Regions from separate parts of the Mus musculus genome. Here region 1 is linked to region 2. Evidence: chromatin loops called from intact Hi-C (ENCODE). Cell type or tissue: left cerebral cortex. All regions are shown on one strand. Links, peaks and the distances in the headings refer to the core of each region. The heading gives the core; the rest is flanking DNA. Region 1 holds the start of Lratd1 (LRAT domain containing 1). Region 2 has its middle 190 kb from the start of Gm40287.

Region 1 (10,164 bases), core at 896-8,895, 1.3 Mb before region 2:
TTCACATACAAAAATAATTGGATTATAAAAGCCAGCAAGCATAGCAATTATTCTACTATGTACAAAAATGAGTAATGTTTATTTGAAAAGAAAAAATACACCCTGACCAAACAGCACCAAATCTAATTATCCCAGCAAGGTAAGCTTGTATTCTCATCTTTGTCTACAAATGAAGAACATTTTTGTGTCTTATGATTGTAGCAAGAGCTATAAAAATAATAATAATAATAATAACCTTCCTCTGAAGGAATAATCTTGTCATTTCCTGCTAGGAAAATCTCTTCTTGAGGTGAGAGAGAGATGGATGTGAGGGAGGACAGACTCAGAAATACTAGTGTGCTTTCACCCTTCTGACCAAAAGGCAAGAGAACAGCTTTTACTTTTCGTGGAACCCTTGAGACCTAATCCTAATTAGGAGGTGGCCCAGAAGCTTTCCAAGCCATCTCTGTGGATTTCAGCTATGGAAGCTCATGTCTCCTTCCCACTGAATGCCAGCATTCTCTGAGTTTCTAAGTGATCAATAATTACTGAAACCCACACGATTGAGATACCTTTTGTACCCCATATGTGCCCCCATACCCTCAGTCATTAACAGAAACTGGTGAAAGCCTGCAGCTGGGGGCTGCTCTAATGGATGCTCAGCCACTTAAAGCATGGGCAGAGAACACCATTCTCCATCCCAGCATATCCAAACTCTTGGCATTCTTATATTGGTGTAAGACAGGTACCACATCCTCAAAAGGAAACTTTGAGTTACGAAGCCAGAGAACTTCATAAATTATCCAAGTGTTGCACATTAGAATCCGTTTTTCTCTGCCGTCTTCAGTTAGAATGAAGAACAGTTATCTCCTGCTGAAGAGCTTACTAGCTCAGAAAATTCTATAACCTCTGCAGTTTCTCGCCACCCTTACTTGTTTCATCCCCTCCTGATCTTTTCAGATTTTCTTTGAATCTTGATTTTGCTTTTGATTATTTTTGGCTTATTTGTTTTTCACTTTCAAAAAGTGAAACTAAGTTGGAGGTAGTGGTGCATGCCCGTAATTCCAGCATTCAGGTGGGGTAGGTTAGAGGACCATTTTGAGGTTGAAACCAACAGCCTAGTCTATACTGAAAATTGCAGGCAAGCCTGTTTCAAAAAAATAAGCCAGCCAAAAGTTAAAAAAAAAAAAAAAGGGAAAAGAAGGAAGGAAGGAAGGGAGAGAGAGAGAGAGAGAGAGAGAGAGAGAGAGAGAGAGAGAGAATAAAAGGGGACACAACACGGGCGGTGGGGTATGCAATAAAAGCTAACTGCGTCAGCCACACATATTTTGTTTGTTTGTGTTTGGTTTTAGCCACAGCATGCTGTGCTCAACTGCCCATGAACTATGTTAACTGTTAACCCGTGGACATTCTGCCTCCTGTTTTTTTTTTTTTTTTTTTTTTTTTTTTCTAAAACCTTAAGTCACTTTCCATCTGCTCTTTAAAAAACTGTGTGTGTGTGTGTGTGTGTGTGTGTGTGTGTGTGTGTGTGTGTGAATAAAATGTCTAGCTAATGGCAGAAACTTATATATGGAAATGTACCTTATTATAGACAGGTACATACCAGTATTCTTCTAACAGCTAAAACTGCTGAAAATGAACTGAGGGTTTTAGGTGAAATTTTAGCTAACTGAAACTCTATTTCAAAGCACCTGGAAACCTGTGGGTTTTCATCCGTAGCCTTCTGTTCAAGCGGCAAATGGTCTCTCCAAAAAAACACAAGCCAATATCTTCCTTTAATGTAAGGGAAGCCATGAAGGGTCCATAGCTCCACCATGTATAGCACCAACAGTGATAAAAAGCAGCAACAGGGAGCTTTGAGGACATGCATGTACATAAGAGAAAATTAGGGGCCTTTTATTATTATTATTGTATAATTTGTTATTAATTTTGCTTTAGTTTGACTTTACCTTGTATATTAGGTGACTTGGTCTTTTAGTTCTTAGAGATGCTGGAAGTAAAACAGATGCAATCACTAGAGGATACTGGAAGATCAGGAGGATGACTAAATTGAACACTCAGGAAATTAATTATTTTGCAAATATCAATAAAATACTTTTCTGACAAATGTCAACTTTTAAACAAAAGTGTTCGTCAAAGACACATGATACTGAATGGGGAAAACATGAATAAAAAGTCATGAGCTTCAAACTTACTTCTGTGTCTGGTAAACTGTTATATTTTCTAAATGCAGATTAGTGTGTGTAATTCTTTTACATTTGAAAATGCTGACATAAAGTTCACTTAAATTGTTAAATACCGAAGAAATTTTATACCTATCAATTCAGCTCACTTATACAGTTGATTTTGCTTGTTTGCATTGCTTTAGTGCAGCACATACAACTTCTATAGGCTTTCTTTTTCAAAGGAAAGAACACACTTGGAAAGGACTGGCATTGGAGGGCTTTATTTTTCACGTGTCTGCCCAGCTCACCTTTCCTATGTCTTACTCATTTTGTTTGTTTGCTTGCTTAATGAAGTAAGTTAAGTTCATTTGCATTTTAAATTTCTCTCTCTCTCTCTCTCTCTCTGTAGTAGTTTGCTTTTCAAATACGACTCTTAGCAGGGGAGAAAAGGTGAGGTGGCCTTTACCCTGGTAAGGGCTGAACAGAGTTCAGCTTCACACTCTTCACATCATGGGAATTACTACAGAGCTCCCAAGGACAGGAAAAAAAAAAAAAAAAAAAAAAAAAAAAAAAAAAAAAAAACCCTGAACGCTACTTTATTGTCCTTTTGCAAATGTTACAAGATTCATGGCTTAATTCCTGTAACCAATAAGGATCTAGAGAAATGGGACTGGCCCACAATAAAACTCAAGTGACCCATACAAAGGGATATCAAACCTTAGAGCCCCCTTTCAAATCCCCCCCCTTTTTATCGATGTTTTATTATTGTGAATTTGTAAAAGTATCATCGTCCACCAAGACCTCAGTAGATCACTCTAAGAACAAATGCTATTTATAAATCCCAATCTGGTTTTCATTGCCATCAGGTTTCAGCAAGTATAAAGCTTATGAAGCACTCCCCTGTTAGCATGGCCCTTTTCGAAAGCATACACATCCCATCAAAGAAATCATTCAGCTTTGGGTGCGATAGAGACTGATGAGTTCTTTTGCCCACTCATTGACACAGTGTCAAGAAGGAGTCCTGTTGGAACCAGTGCTTAGGATGGTATTTAATTCAGCAGGGAGCCAAGATACAGTAGTAGGACACAGGAAAGGATATGGTGTGTGTAGACACAAGAAAGAATTCGGTTTATGGTCATCAATCTGTCATTTGCCAAAAGACTAAGTTAGAGAAATAAATGACTTTCAGTTCTCCATACATGCAAAGGTTAAGTTTACAAAAGTTTTGCTGTTGTATGTGCTGAAAGAAAAAACATAAGCAGTTTTAAAAAATAAATCACTCGATTGGCTTCAGAAAAATACTTTAGTTCATATTTCATTGATTTGACCTTTTGACTCAAGATCAGAGAATGAATCCAGCATGAGAACAAAATGAAACAAAATAAAACAACAAAAATCCCCAGAAAACAGAAACAAACCATTTACCATGGAAATGGCATTTCCCTGCCTGCTAACTTCTACTAGTTTTTATTGCATTAGTTTTGAAATGCCAAGAAAGTGGCTTTGGACATAGTGTTTGCTGTTCAATGAAACCATAGTATCCAATTGCTTGCAACCATGAGCTAAACATCATTATTTGACAAACTCCCTCATGAGAGACTGTGCACCTTCCAAGGTGTGTGTAACACAAAGAATCAAGTAACGATCAGTTAGGCTGGGGTTGTACCCCTTGGAGAAAAATCCACAAACTCTTGCCCAAAGAAAGGAGCGTCACATAACCTTCATGTTTAGAAAGACACACATTCTGTCCTGCTTCTAAGAGCGCTTCCCTGTTCTCAGAAATAAACATCAGGACAAGCTACAAAAGCGGGCCCCAAAGCCCATGAACTCTAAATTCCTTTCAAGGGGGATCAAGAGGTGAGGAGAGGGGGGAATGCAAAGATGAGATGATGATGGTAAACAGAATGAAGAAAAGAACCCTCATGGAACTTGCTAGCAATTTTCACCAAAGCAGCAGACCCTTGAACTGAAAAAATTCAGTACAATATACACACTAATAAACAGCTCCACCATTGCAGGCCTACTTTGTAAAGCCAGGAAAAAAAAAAAAAAAAGGAATAATTATAATATCCCCAAACAGAATTCTCATAAGAGTTGAGAAAAACCAGAGTGAAAGCAATGTCAGCTAAGGTCTTAGCTAAATTCCACTCCTAATGGCCCCCAGTATTTAAGCTATCATGGATTAAAGCCATGAAAATAAAAATTTCAATTTGAAATTTCATTAGCATGTTACTAAAAATGATCAAGAGAAGCATCGACACTGTAGGCTTTGTTGATATCGTTGGAAAACTGCTGTTTCATTTTACAAACAATCTCCACCTGCCTCCTGCCTCCTGCCTTCTAGTTAGGAAAAGCCAAACTAAAGACACTGGCTAGGCTGTCCTAATGCTGGTTTCTGGAATGTTGTAGATCTTCCCTGCCTCCCTCTCCTTCAGTCCCGCTGAATACAGGACTCTGAGTGAGAAGGGAAGCAATCAAGGGCTTCCGAGCAAAAAGCCTCCTCCTTCCTAAGTTCAAGTGCCCACAGGCCAGGTGAATTAGCTCCTTTTCCGGAGCCAGCAGGCCCTCCTCTCCCAAAAAGGTGCTTCAACCATTTTCCTCCCGGGACCCAGAAGGCTTTCCTTCTGGCAAGTGTCGGTCAAGCCGGGAATGGCATCGGCTTCCAGTTGCTCAAACTGAGAAGTCAATCCTATCTAGCTCAGCCTGGAATGCTTTGTCAGGAGACTCTGGGCTGGAGAGCTGCAAGACAGTTCCAGGCAGCCTCAGGGTAACCTGGAGTCCCTGAAGTGCTCCAAAGTACAGAGACAGGCTCGGTTTCATGGGAATTCTGATATCCGGGGGCACATCCACTCTCCATTCGGGAGTTGAATTGTGTCCTGAAAAGACCAACTCTCACCTCCGACTGGTTTGTGTGTGCACATCTGGGGGTGGTGGGTGACGGTTCCCTGTGACTAAGGATATTTGCCCTGTCTGCAGAAGAGTCACTGACCCTTGGCTCCCTGGAAAGGTAGTGTCCTTGCTCCCCTTTTGCCCACTCCCTCTTTCCCTTCACAACCCAGGGCAGAGGCGCAGGCTGGATTACCCTGGCATGATCACCAACACCAGGGTTGTCTTAGGAGCGCGCAGCTGCTCCCGCCCAGTGCGGTGGGTGGTGGTGAGTTCCCGAAGCTTCCAGCCGCTGGCCCTGGGCGGGCGCGTTAGGGGAACATGGGGTGCAGAACTGCGGGGACCGAAAGGGAACTCCGGGCGTGGGAACTGGCACGCCGAGCTGCCCCTCTGAGGCTACTCCTTGTCGTCCACAAAGTCCTCAAGCTCCTGCAGCACTCGCAGGCGGCCACTGGCGTCTATGCGACGCTTCTCGCGGATGAGGTCCTCCAGGCTGTGGAACCGGGCCGTGTGGACTTTGTTCTCCTCCAGATGCACTTTGAGATAATACTGCTGTTGCGGCGGCTGCGTTCCTGCGGGGACCTCCCCGCCAGCCTTGAACTCGCGCTTTCCAAAGCGGCACCAGGCAGCGAAGCTCTCGGAGTTCGTCCAGCAGATCTCCTCGCTCTTGAGGCCCAGGTGGCCACAGGCGTTCTGCACCACTAGCTCGGCCACCAGCGGGCGGTAGCGGTACCAGCTATTCACCACCCGGCCCACGTTGGCCGCGCCCGCCTGGTACAGGCTGTCCTGGCGGATCTCGCCTTGGTGCAGGTGGATGATCTGCCCGCCGCCCACGTAGACGGCCCAGTGAGGGGCTGGCGCGGGCTGCTCGGTCGCCGGCTGTAGCCACAAGAGCTCTAGCAGGTCGCCTGGCTCGCAGATCGCCGGCAGCGCAGTGACCGCGTAGACACTCAAGTCGGCGCCCTGAGGGCCGCCGGTCACTTTGGAAAAGATGCATTCCTGGCCCCGGAAGGCGGAGAACTGAGTCTCGTTGAGGACGAGCTGGTGCAGCAGGTGGTGGTGGTGGCGGCTGGGGCTCTCTGGGCAAGGGCTGCAACCTGGGGGGCCCTTCACACCAAACTTGTCCGGCTGCCCGCGTTCGTCCAGGTCCTCCTCCTCATCCGAGAAGAAGTAGGCAACCCCGACTCGCAGCTCGTCCTTCTCAATCCCAGATGGGTCCCCAGTGGGCAACTCGCTGTAGTTGAGGTGGGTGATGCGGTCCAGTTGGTTGCCCATCAATGACGCGGCGAGGCCAGGGCCAGCAACTGAGATCTGCCGAGGGAGAGAGGATAGACACCATCAGAGTCCGGGTTGACCCTCCTGGTGTCCCTTCCCCAAGGCGTTCAGTTCCCCAGGGGCCTGCAGCTTGCCTGACCACCGGCACTGAGTCGCCTGCGACAGCCAACTTTGCAGATCCGACCTGGGGTTAAAAGGGGGGGAAAAAAAAAGAAAGAAAGAAAAGAAAAAAGGGGGGGCACAGAAAAAGGCACCAGTCTCAGGGCCAGAATAGACAGCATACCAGCTCAGCCAGCCTCTGACTCTGCCCAGGAACCCTGCCCGGTAACTTCCACAGTAGAAACCACAGGCGGGCTAGAGAGCATGTAAGGTTCAAGTGGGCGAAGAGAGCGCAGGTTGTGGCAGATTGGTGATATACCCAGAAGGAAGGGAGGGTGTCAAGAGAAGCCCCAAGGCCCGAAATACAGCAAGCTGAGCTCACATTGTGGTCGCCATCCTTTGTAGCCCACCTACTCGTTTTGGACTGGGTCACACCCGATCCCCGACAGCTTCTTTCACAAGGGCAAGACTCGTTTGCAGGCATTCACTTGCCATCAGCATTTTGCACACTTGGAGTCCAGGCACTGACAGCCTGGTACATACACCCACAATGCTAATGTCATACACCCACAATGAAACATCTTGGAGACCACACATTGGCACCATCTACCCCCAATTCCTACACAATTCCGGACGAACGCCTGCACACTTGTCAATGCGCGTACTCTCAAGCACTGGGACACACCTGCCCACGCAGGCAGGTGCACTCTGCCCTCTCCTTGCTTGCCTTTTTCATAGAGCCAATCGGACTGCGCCAGGGCGAGGCTGCTCTGTCTAAAATAACCTAACAAAGAGACAGGGGAGGCAAGGCGAAACCCATGGTGAGTATTAGTGGTGTGTGTGTGTGTGTGTGTGTGTGTGTGTGTGTGTGTGTGTGTGTGTGTGTGAAGACGTCTACTTTCAACCCGAAGAGCCCCTCTCTTCAACCCAGCACACAATTCACACAATCGGACGAAGAAAAACCATTTTTTAAGGCAAAGAAAGCGGCTTTTCCGTACCCGTGATTTCCCTGCGCCCGAAACCCCAAACTCCTTTTAAAGTCTCCAGGTCCCCATGGGTGCTGTGGAGGCGGCAGTGGCGAGTGGGTCCTGGAGTCGCGTGGGACTGCGGTTCCGATCTATCCGGAGACGAGCAGTGAGGTGAGGTACCCAGAGCGGTGCGGATGCGCTCCGTGTCTACGCTGGCTTGGGCGTCTGCTCCACCTGGCAAGTCCTGGCTCCACTCCGCTTTCCTACAGCCGCGCGGACGACTCTTAAATCCCTTGAACAGCCGTTTTCCAGGCCCGCCCCGGAACGCGCCCATTGGCTAGGACTCGTCCCCGAGCCCTGCCAATCTCGGCTGGGGGTGGAATCAGGGGCGGGTTTCCTTTGTGCTCCGCCCTGCCCAGCCCCCAGCATTCCCCAGCCTCAACGCATTGGGAGCGTAGGTGTGAGCACCCGTGGGGAGCATAAGAGGGGCGTGGCTAGTACACCCAGCTGCTCCTTTGCAACCGAGTCCCTAGTAACTGAGAACACAGTCCGCCCGCGTTCGTGTTCTGTATTATAAGAGGACAGATTCCAGAAGGAAAACTGAGTTTGGGGGTGGAAAAAAAAAAAAAAAAAAAAGAAGAAGAAGAAAGAAAGAAAAAAAAAAAAAAAGAACGCTCTGCGTGGCCAAGGCATTGTGAGTGGCTAGGAACCAGGAACCGCGTATTTGAGGTTGCTTTGATGGGACTTCGGAGTCTTGCTTGGCTCCCGGCTGTCGCACAGTTGCTTCTGTTCCTGTCAGTCACAGCCGCCTTAGAAATTGCATGATGGTGCTCAGCGCCTGTCCTTTGAGCCAAGTGAAAGTGCTGACCCAGCGCCATTGCCGGCGCCTGGTTTTAAAAGGAGAACCATGTAGGTGTCAAAGGCTTCCAGAAAGTCTGAGCTTTGGCTGGCACCTTCTCTGAATGTTCCTTTGTCTTCAACCTCCCGTTTCCCGTGAGAGGGCTGAATCTCAAATGCTAGCTGATATTAGTGCACAGAAGTGTTTCCCAATTCCAAAACTGTCCTAATTAAGGGAATCATGTTTGGTTTTGTGTGTGTGATAAAGTGTCCATTAGTCCTTAAGGATGGGAACTCAGTGAATGAACGCACTAGGGACACTGGATGATACAAAGTGACTTTCTTCCGTAAAAGGAAATTCTAGACAGTTTCTAAACTTTTCTGCCTTAAACTTTGGAAGAGTTCTTAGAGTTTCTGGGTCAGGTTTTAATGTCACTTTTACACTGAAGGGCTTCTGAGATGATTGTCTGTCTGTCTGTGTGTCTGTCTGTCTGTCTGTCTGTCTCTCTCTCTTCGCCCCCCTCCCCCATGTTCCTTCCCCTTTCCCTCTTCCTTTCACCCTCCTCCTCTCTCTCATCCTTCCCCATAGCCCCTTCCTTTCCCTTCTGGGAGCTGTTGACCATAATTCAAACTCAGACCACTTCATTTCATTACAAACCTGAAGCACACGTGTGCCTTAGGCTTGCAGACTATGCCGCTGAGTTCTGGGCCCCCTGGCAATGACTGACAGAGAATGAGCTTCAGTAGTAACCAAAAGGAAAATTGACCACAGTGGCCACCATCCCTGTGTTTAGAGGTTCAAGTAGGCAATTTAACCCCCAGACCTTTATAGGGTAGTCACTAAAATCTGCTTTGTAGCAAATAAGGAAATATCCTGGGGTCAGTCAGCAACAACAACCTCCTCAAAGTTCATAGAAAGTTTACTTTTTATATAAATTACAGTGTTTGCTGATAGACTAAATCTTGTTTTCACAGTGTGAAAAACAGCAACAACAAAAGCAAGTGTTTCAAGTACTTTAGTTATTGGGCCTAAGTTCATAGAATGTGTCAACCTTTCTGTGCTGAGCTGTCTGCCTGATTCTTTACAAGGTACATAGCCTCCACCTTCTCTTCAGGTTTGTATTATTTTCACGAATGTTGTCTGCCTTCATAGCATGCAAGGGCAGTGATTTATCAAAGTAGAGACTTGATAAGTATTGCTGAAAAAAGACTGGTTTTAAATCAGTCATCTGTATAGTATTTACTTAAATTAATTTAGAAAATTGGCCAGTGTCCAATTAGTGGTTTGAATGGGAATGGTATGCTTGGTCATTATTGATGAACTCTGAGAAGGATTAGGAAGTGTGGCCAGGATGGAAGAGCTATGTCTCTGTGGGTGGGCTTTGAAAAAAACAGGCCACCCCCAGTTCTCTCTGTGTCTCTATCTCTCTGTCTCTGTCTATCTCTCTCTTTCTATGTGTCTCTCTGTGTCTTTCTATCTGGCTCTGCCCCCCCCCCCCCTTTGTGCCTGTAGATAAGGATGTACGCTTCCAGCTACTGCCCCAGCACCATGCTGCCTTCCTGTTGCCATGCTCCCACCATAATGGTCAAAGACTCACCCTCTGGAACTGTAAGCCCCCAAATAAATACTTTTATTTTATAAGTTGCCTTGGTCATGGTGTCTATTCACAGGAATAGAAGAGTAACCAGGGCAGTCCACATGGAAGTTGTTAGAAAATAAGTTGTCCTCCTTGAAAGCACTAACTACAGGTTTTAAGGCAACTTTAATATTTGATACACATAACAAACAGCTCATTTTTTTTTCTGTCTAGGAAGTCAAGAGAGTTAGTTGAACAAGTAATTTATGAAATCAAGAAGGGTTATCGTTCTTAGTATCAACTGGTCTCTGAGATGCTGGGAAGATATCTAAGGTGGTATGTGAGAAGAATACATTAAAGGTAGCTCAGGCCTTGATT
Region 2 (10,164 bases), core at 976-8,975:
TCATTTTGTTGCTCATCAACCAAGTAGAAACCACTTCATTTTTAATAAATTAAATATATATATACAAATTGGCCAATGTGTTTCACTGCCCTCTTAAATATTCCTCACCAGGGCATTTCTTATAAACTGGAAATTCTTGGAATAGTCTTTACTTGTATTTACCACAGATTTCCTTTCAAAGCCTTTAAAACAATATTTAGCAGAATTCCCTCTACAGTGTCCTCCAGTTAACTAATCACCACGTTAATTTGATTGTTTCTCAAGTTTGCCCTCATGCTGCAATTATTTGGTTACTAAAAATCCTTTGATTATATTTTCATGTACAAATGTCTGAGTAAATTTTTCTTAAAAGTTATACATATGGATACATCTTCCATGATTGCTACGAGAAAAAAGAAGGGAAAGTGTGGGTTAGAGACAACCAGCATGAATCTCCATTCTCATGACACTGAAATAATGCATCAAACAAAAATCTGAAGGGAGTGATGGGAAATGAGGTACATGCACACAGGAATTCAAAAGGAAATAGGGGAAGACAGAAACCATGGCTTGTAGATTAGGAAATGAAACAAAAATATAACGCCAGGCACTAAGCAACATGATAGGGAAAAGGACTTACTTGCCCAGTAGGACTACTAAAACAGAGAAGAAAATACCTCAGCCAGCTCCAAGTCACACAGGCTGGTACTCTAGAAAACAGTTTATGATAAAGGATTTGTCACCCTTGTAGAATGTGGGTGTGATGGAGGTCAGACTTCTGTCACCAGAACTCACTAGTATGGGTACTTGGTGAGGAACCATCTTCAAAAACTATCTTACCATCAACCATTTTATGTTAAGGTCTGAGAAGTCTCTGTATTTTTCTATTTCCGAAGCCCTAAGACCTCCACCCTTCAGTGTCTGAAAGAATAACCAGCAGATCAGCCATGTTGGAGAGTCATCTGGTTCTAACTTGAACCCATGAACACAGATCTAGGTGGTGATAAGTAAGGACCTCACTGAAGTGGAAGAGAAAGAGTGGGTTTCATATAAGAACAGAACCTCTTGAAAGAAGACCAGCTGTGTCTGGATATGAACAGGAGACTGGGACAAAGACCAGAATGAGAAGACGCAGGTATGCTCAGCACCTGCCTGCAGCTCACACTGTATAGATTGCTCTCAGAGCATTGGGGATATCTTTGTGGAACAGCATTTGGTCAGCCTTTTCCATGCTTGTGCCTGCTGGCAGAGTGCCTCCATGAGTGTATGAAGATACACCCAAGTAGATGGTCCCATGGCACAGCCACTGAAGCACCTTGGACAGAAGGTCCTATACTTACCAGGTTTCCAGTTCTGGGTAAAGAAAAATTCAGGGAAATTCTACCCAGTAGAGGCTAAAGCAGCTTGTGAACACCAAGGAAAGGCAAAGCAGAGCTCAATCTACAAATGTGGCATTTTAGCTTCCCCTGTTTAGATCTCAGGGAGACCATGGTCCACATTGTCATATGAGTCAAATAAACTGGAAAATGAGAAGTCTAGAAGAGAACCAAACCACATCCACTGTGCCTATTCTCAGAAAAGGAGAAACACTGATCCACATTGTTGTTAATTACAATAGTGGCTTTCTTTTACCTCTATTCACATGTTGTTCTTTTTCACCGTCCACACAGAGAGGTTTTTTTATTATTATTATTATTTAATGATCAATATTTTCAGATGTGTTCATCTGATAAATTTTAGTGTATCCTATGCATAGTTTCACTCTTTGTTTTCTGTCCCAATTGGTATTGTAGTTGTTATTTTAGAGGTACTTTATGTAAATATCTGGTTTGCTTTTGCGTTGTTCTTACCAGTGTTTTCTTTCTCTCTAGTAAGTGGTTGTAGAGGTAGACAGCTAAAGAGGAGGGAGGGTGTTTACAATAAAGGTCCACCTCTAAGAATGAAAGACAGATCCACCTCAAGCAAAGCATAAATCTCGGTAGAAACGCAAGAAATATGAATAACCAAAAAATGTGACTCTCTGAAAAGTTTATAGCTTAAAAATAGTGAAATAAAATGTGTTGAAAGATTTTAATCATCAAACACAAAATTAAACAGTATAATTTTAAAAATGGGCAATGACCTCAAAGAAGATAAAAATTGAGCATCTGAGGAAAATAAGAAGTTGGTTGAGAATGAGACAAGTTTGCATCCAAACAGAAATTCTGATGGTGGTTGCAGAGTGGGGTTCTAATTAAAAAAATTGAAAATGGAGAATTCTATAAATCTAACTTTAATATTTTAGGGGAATCACCAATACTCTAGAACAGTATGTTGTTTCAACAGTGGTTGAAGACAAATGTAGCATGGTGGTTTGCATACCAATGGCCCCATAGGCTTATGTATTTGAATGGCCCTACTTGACAGGGATTAGATGTGGCCTTGCTGGAGGAAGTGTGTTACTCAGTTTGAGCCCAGTTTCAAGGGCCCAAGCCAGGCCCAGGTTTCTTCTCTACTTGCAGATTCATTTGTAAAACTCTCAGCTACTTTCCATCACTGTGTCTGCCTACATGCCACCATGCTTCCTGCTGTGATAATGGGCTCAACTTATGAACCTGTAACGCATTCCCAATTAAATGCTTTGTTTTATAAGAGTTGCCATGGTCATGGAATCTTTAAAGCAACAGAACACAGACTGAGAGAAACTGAGTAATTATTATGTTAAGATATCAGTAAGAAAAAAATAAGCCATTATGGCCATAACTTCATGAATGCTAGGGCAATATTAATAGATTTTTAAAAGTGGAGATACAAAATAACATCATATAACACATATTCTAACAAAAGTTCCCAAAATCCATGGAAAGAATGTATTTTCAAGCAAAGGAAACTGAAACACAGATGACCAGAAAGGGATTTCTCCATGTCACATTATAGTTTAAATGGTAAGAGAACAGAACTAAGAACAAAAAACGTAATGAAAGTTTCAGGACAGAAGCATCATGCTCCTTACAAGGAAAACCCAGAATTGCATAAAAATATCCAGCAGAAACTAAAAGGCCTACTGCAATGGAGAAATAAAGACCCAAGGACAAAGTAAACCACCTCATGACCATGAAGATGTCATTATCGGAGATGAAGAAGTCTCTCTCAATTTCTCTCTCAATCTCTCTTTCTCCACACACACCAGGCAGACACACGTGAGTGAATGTCTCCTGATTTTCTCTCTTATGTAGGGGTCAGAGAGCCTGGGAATGGATGGACAGGAAGCTAAATAGGAGGCTATGTGAGGTATAAAGAAAAAGGGAGGGGAGTAAGAAAAATTAAGGAGAAATTGGATATGAGAGGGTACTGTCACACACATAAATAAGACAAATAGACAGAGGAAGAAAAATGATAGATAGATAGATAGATAGATAGATAGATAGATAGATAGATAGATAGATAGATAGAGATAATGAATAATAAATAGACAGATGATAGAAATAAATACAGAAATAGATTGATAGACAAATAGACAGGATTAAAATAATGTTCTATACCTACCAGTGTCCCTAAATTTTAGTGACATCTAACATGTAATTGAGCAGCTATTCCAATGCTCAAAAGGATGAGAAGAAATTAAAAATCTATTATTATACTGGCTCACTGAAACAAAGAACCACAGGCTTTATACGCAAATTGACTTCAGTGTAATTCAGGGGATATCACTGAAACTTATGACCCAATTATCTGTAAAATAACAATTAGCAATAGTCCCCTGTCTTCCTTTTAAAAAAAATGGTTGCATTTATTTTTCCCATTTCTCTGCTCTTTGAATTGCTTCAATGCAAGGATTGCTTTACCGTTATTACATTACATCCCCCATTAGTACATCGATTCTCTCTCTCTCTCTCTCTCTCTCTCTCTCTCTCTCTCTCTCTCTCTCTCTCTCTCTCTCACACACACACACACACACACACACACAAACAAACATCACTCCACAGACAGACTGAATAAACAGATGGTAATAGGATTATTAATGCTTATGAAATGGAAGAATTAATTCTTATGGCTGATACATTTTTGAAAAAAAATTCCCAAAGAGGAAAGCTGAACTTGACACCAAAGGGCATATGGGGCAGTTAAAAAAAGAAGTACTTCCAGCCATGTAAAAAGATTTGTGGCATCCGTGAACCTTTCAAGTACTCACAGAACATGCCTCTGCATATAAACCCATATAAAGAATGTATAGATATGTATATGTCTGAGAATTTTCCTGAGTGTCTCACATCTTTGCAGGGCTTCTGTTTATCAAGTCTAGTGAGAGGAAGTACTTTAAATTTCAGATCATCTGCCTGTAATGTCAGAATTAAAAATAGTTGGAATTTAATTACATAAACGTTATCTCCTTCTCCTCTCTCTTTGCCATATCTCCCACTTCAAGTCAATTTGAAAAGAAAAAAAATAAAAAAGCAAATCACCAGAAAAGAATGTTTTGTGGGTTATTGTGCCCCCTCGTGGTAATTCTAGGTAGATGAACAAATGTCAAATCAATTCGTACAAAAAGTTGGCTTGCAGCCTTGGAGGTAATGTTCTATTTAATAAAAGAAACAATTGTGTGGAACTAAAATCAGGTCAGCTGGACCCACTCCTTCATAATCATTCATCTTTTAGAAACAACATGACCTCACACTAGTCATTAAATAATCTGTTTTTAAAGTGTGAATATTTCCCCATATAAATGGTTTTATAAAAGTGCTGCAAAGAGGCCATGGGATCATTTATATTACAGTACTCAATATAAGCTTAGAAAGTTATATTATTGCTTCATTTTATAGGACAGTTCGAACATGATGTATTTAATCATAACCAACAATGGCAGAAATAAAGTTGCTTTTAGCAAGGTGTAAAGAAAACAATTGCTAAAGTTAAACAGCTCTGTTTTCTATTTTAAAAATGTTTCTATTTACACTAAATTTTAGATTAATTTACAAGATAATTTTTCTCCCATTGCACATGTTATAAAAGTACTCCAGCACTAATCTACACCACACCTCAAGTTTATTTTACTTATCGATTATTGAATGTATACGTTTTGATTATATCCACCATTCATTTTGTTCCATACAACTCAGTCATTCTCCCACCTTTCCTTCTTCTTCCTCTTCTTCTTCTTCTTCTTCTTCTTCTTCTTCTTCTTCTTCTTCTTCTTCTTCTTCTTCTTCTTCTTCTTCTTCTTCTTCTTCTTCTCCTTCTCCTTCTCCTTCTCCTTCTCCTTCTCCTTCTCCTTCTCCTTCTCCTTCTCCTTCTCCTTCTCCTTCTCCTTCTCCTTCTCCTTCTCCTTCTCCTTCTCCTTCTCCTTCTCCTTCTCCTTCTCCTTCTCCTTCTCCTTCTCCTTCTCCTCCTCCTCCTCCTCCTCCTCCTCCTCCTCCTCCTCCTCCTCCTTCTTCTCTCCTCCTTCTTCTTCTCTTTTTCTTCCTCCTCCTTCTCTGTTTTCTTCTTCTTCTTCCTTTTTTCCTCATATCTTTATAACCTATGGAGTCTAATTAGTGTTTCCAATGTGCACATGGGTATAGGGTCTTCCAGTAGAACATTGCCCACCTAGTAGAGGCCACACCAACCTTTCATTGCCAACAGTTCTAAGCTATCAGTTGGAGCTGTGGTCTTGGGAGCTTCTTCCTACCTAATCCTTGTTAGGCTGTTTACTGGATTGATCTTGTTCAGATCAGATACAACAGCTTCTCTGCTTTTTTGGGTGCAATCGCCCTGTCACAGTCAGAAGACAATATTTGCTACAATCCTCCTCCCACCTCTGGTCTTTGGCAATGGGCAGTTCAGGAATGGAGTGCCACTCATCGTCAGGAGGGACTGGACAGCTTCTCCCTTAAACACTGGCAGGCAGTGGACAGGCAGGAAAAGAAAGTGTCAAACAGAGATTTTCCTCTTGGTTTATCCTCATCAAAGCATAGTGTGATTATATCTGTGTTTTGACAAGCTGTAACTAGTTCCAATTAGTCTGTTATTATAGGCTGAGGGCTAGAAATATTTTAGAAAGAATTCTGCAAGTTGGGCTTTCTTTTTTTGTGCATATATGGATTTTATTTTAAATTTTATAGATATTTTCTTTATTTATATTTCAAATGCTATCCCAAAAGTTCCCTATACCCCCCACACCCTGCTCCCCTATCCACCCACTCCCACTTCTTGGCTCTGGCATTCCCCTGTACTGGGGCATATAAAGTTTGCAAGGGGCCTCTCTTCCCAATGATGTCCGACTAGGCCATCTTCTGCTAAATATGCAGCTAGAGACACGAGCTCTGGGGGTACTGGTTATAGGACTGCAGACCCCTTCAGCTCCTTGGGTACTTTCTCTAGCTCCTCCAGACGATGTTCCAACTGGTAATAAGGTCACATGCTCTACTATGTTCATAGCAGCCTTATTTATAATAGCCAGAAGTGGGAAAGAACCCAGATGTCTCACAAGAGAGGAATGGATACCAAAAATGTGGTACATTTACACAATGGAGTACTACTCAGCTATTAAAAGCAATGAATTTATGAAATTCTTGGGCTTTCTTTTGTTTATTTACGAAGTTGGGCTCCAATTCAGGGCATGCATTCAAGATGCAGAGGCTGGCCAGAAGCCGAATGCAACTTAACATTATGCTGTTTCTCCTGCGTCACAGACTTAGAAAGCAATAAACTAGGCATTCATCAGCTCAGACAGTGAAGAAAGGTTTTATTCTTCATTCACAGAATTGCTCTTTTAAAAATAACTGTATGAACAATGGCATCAAAAGACATGTTCACCTGGATTAGTGGAGGTGGATTTCAAAAGGTCTCTCACCCTTAGACAAAGAACTGCAAGCAATTAATGACTGCTAGGCAAAGAAACACTAGCCTCTCGCAAGTATGAGCCCCTTTATTGGATGTATAATGAAGAGTGGTCAGCCTTGAACTCAGAAATACACAAACAACAAAACTGTACTCAACAGGTTGTGTGTGTGTGTGTGTGTGTGTGTGTGTGTGTGTGTGTGTGTGTGTGTGTGTGTGTTTATGCAACAATAGTACTCAAAGAAAAAGAGGCTACTAGGTAGAGAATGGGGGTACACGGGAGGGATTGAGGGGTGGTAGTTGGAGGATGGAGGAAGAAAAATAAAGAAAGAAATATTTTTAGAAAGGATAAAAGTAAAAAATACACAGAAGTTGTATTTGATTTTTGAGAATTCCATACAATGTATTTTGATCATATTCACACCTTCTCCCACACTCCGAAGGTCCATGACCTCTTCCTTAAACACCGCCCAATTTTGTGTCCTCTTAAAAAAAACTATTAAATATACGTTGTACCACCAATATACTCTTGAATGTGTGGCTTCACTGGAGCATTGTTTATCTACCAGGGGTCATGCCCTTCACGAAAACTAACTTCCCCTCTTCTAGCAACTATCTATTGCTGTTAGCCCAATTTTTAGGAGTGGGACTTTTTTGCCCACCTGCCAGAATTATATTTGCCTTGAGCTTGCACAGATCTGTATACTGCCTGAAATGCTCTATACAGAAATATAACTCAACCTGTGTCCTTGTAGTCCCCCACCACCTCTGTGTCTAAGAATCTTTCTAGCCCCTCTGCCACAATGATTCTTCAGCTAAAGAAGCAGAAGTCCTGTGATAGATATCTCACACAGGACTGAGCAGTCCACCCCCTCTTATTGCCTGTACCTTTACCAGTTTTGTCTCTGTATTAATCACCTTCTTCAGAAAAAAAAAAAAAAAAAAGTAGCTCCGCCCATGAGTATGTACAGATGGTGAGCCTTCAAAATAACTTTAAAAGCAAGCCAAGACTCAGAGGATGAGGCTGTAGTTCAGTGACACAATGCAGCTTGTGTCCTGGTCCTGAGAGAAGGGGAAGAAAAAGGGGAAAAGAGGAGGTAGAAAAATTCATTCAAAACAACTAACTAAGAAAAGATAAAAGACTGGTAAGGAAAATGAAAACATCTTCTCTAGTGATATTGTGTCATGGGCAGATGGAACTGGCATTATATAGGAATAAAACTAATATATAAGATGATTTAAATGGGATTTCCAGTTTATTTAAGGGTCTTAATGACTGCATACACTTTAAAACCTTCCATGCAACGAATTGTCTGTAAATAACACAGACAAAGCCTTTCAAGGTTCCCAGAGCACAAAATACAAAATACAAAGTATATTCAATGCTCATTGCCTTATAAGAGCCAAATATCTAAGCATCCATCACACCTAAGATGTTCTGTGTGCTCTTGCATTAAAAAAGAGGAGTTTGGCTAATGGCATCAATAGTTTTAATGAGTGTTTGAATCATAGAAGTGCTGTCATGGGCAGCATAGGTATATATTTCATTGTTAATACAGCAGCAGTGTTTCTAGTTCTCATCTGAAGTGTTGCATGATGCTTCTAAGCTAGGCTTTGATTCCAGCCCTCTTCATTTTTCTATCAAATGTGCAGTGTTTACCTCATGGAATCTGTAAAGAGTGCTCAGAGAGTGACAAAAAGTAAAACGATGAAACTTACTCATTTCTGCAAAGACTGTATGTAATTGTGTTTATGGCTCAATTTCTGGTCCAGCTACAGTTATTTCTTTGTGTTACAGTGTCCTGCATTTTAGGACACAGAGAAGAAAATATTTTTCCTGTTCTGTCTTCTACTTAATTAGTAATGAGGTCATCCATTTATAGCATGGAACTTTACCAGGGAATCAGAAAACTTGAAATGTGGTATCTAAGAACTTTTCCTCTGTAAATCATTTTTACTAATTTGTATTAAGAATTTTCTATAGGTGCAAACTGTGCTTTGATCCACTTCCACAACCTTCCATACACACCACTTTTCTCTCCCAAATTCATGTGCTCTTATTTTTCAAAACTTCTGAGGTCCTTGGGCTCCCTATGCATCCATGGTTGTAAGACCATCTACTGGAGGATAGCCAGCCTCTCAAGGAGGCATTCCTGAAGAAAACTGGCTCTCCCTCCCCAGCATCCATTAATTGTCAATAGCTTCCAGGGGAGGATTTTGTGAGCCATTCCCTATCTATGCTGGCATTATTTCCCCTTGAGCTTGCAAAGGACTTATGCGTGCAACTCCAGGCTCTGCCATGTCTAACAAACAATGCTTTGCTGCAGGTGTTCACTGTCTCTAGCTATTCCAGTCTTTCTACTTCTCCTTCCAGGATGATCCACGAGCCTTGCTGGGAGAGGATGTGATATTATATTTTTATGGACAATTATATTAAGGAAGTACAACTGCCAAACTCTTCTTGTCATATCCATAGCTAACTGAACACAACTGTTTCTTACACATATCAGTTTATGATTTCTTAAAACAATGTAAACTTTGTATTCTTGAATTAAGACAGCTCATTCTGTTAAAAGAATAATCAATACCATTACTTCAATTTTTATTTACACCTTTCTTTAAAGTGCATTTTCCCACAAAATTGATATTGCTAAAATCAAACAATAATCATCATAAAATTATTATAAAACCTGAGTTTGTACTCAGAAGTCAACATGTTTGGAAATTGGACCCAGTTATAATCTTTTCACATATTATTCAAAAGATTATGTTACCAGAGAGGTAAATAAATGCTATTCATTACAAGGAATGGGAAGGTTAATTAGGACAACTAAAATGACTATTATTACTTTTGCCAAATGTTTCTGCTTTGGATCAGTTGTGACATCTGTGAATCTTAAGGATTTACTTTTTAAATGTCAAATGAAGAAGGTATACATGGCTTATTCACCTTCTAACAAACACTGGAATGCAAGGAGGGTCAGAGAGAGTGCTTGATAACAAGAGTACCCTAGAATGCTTACGCCACCCTACGATGTTACTGGGTGAGTGCTCCAGAGCTCATTAGGACTGAGCTTCACTCTCAGCCCTGACAACTGAATACGGGATTTTCATTTGTGTGATGTGCAAACCCTTTTCTAAATGTATCACAATCTGTTTAATGACAAGAATTGTTTTGTTGAATTAAATTCTGTAATTATTTGGATTAATTTTATATCAAGTATTTTTAGACTCCATTTTGACAAACATGCATTTTTTTCTTGGTTTCACTCATATGTTGTTTAATACAATTATGCTTTCCAACAAACTTACAGCAAAGATTTACCACAAGCTTCTCTTCACTAAAATGTTTCTTTTTCTGATTGAGCTTGGCACAGAATTTTTCTCTAG

The links. Hi-C counts contacts between places; a loop is a spot of excess contacts. Peaks named below come from ENCODE experiments on the same cell type or tissue, not always from the same donor. Only the 100,000 strongest peaks of a DNase experiment are listed, where the experiment ranks them.
Region 1: a loop joins it to region 2, with 5 times the contacts of the local background. A loop is called at or near these places in 4 of 42 quality-filtered maps.

The regions. Positions count from the first base shown.
Region 1 is chr12:14,144,420-14,154,583 of GRCm38, forward strand. Lratd1 (LRAT domain containing 1) reads right to left here and starts at 7,619. Exons shown (of 2, transcript NM_029007.2): 1 at 7,403-7,619; 2 at 3,179-6,341. The coding sequence starts at 6,305. The coding sequence ends at 5,427. In left cerebral cortex, for the core only: CTCF peaks have their summits at 5,735 (motif pointing right), 6,572 and 6,778; DNase peaks (open chromatin) are centred at 3,115, 3,880, 4,600, 5,051 and 5 more places; H3K4me3 peaks cover 5,323 bases; H3K27ac peaks cover 3,472 bases.
Region 2 is chr12:15,412,190-15,422,353 of GRCm38, forward strand. No RefSeq gene overlaps it. Among named protein-coding and RNA genes, the nearest start is that of Gm40287, 190 kb to the right of the region's middle. In left cerebral cortex, for the core only: a CTCF peak has its summit at 4,451 (motif pointing left); DNase peaks (open chromatin) are centred at 4,393 and 7,642.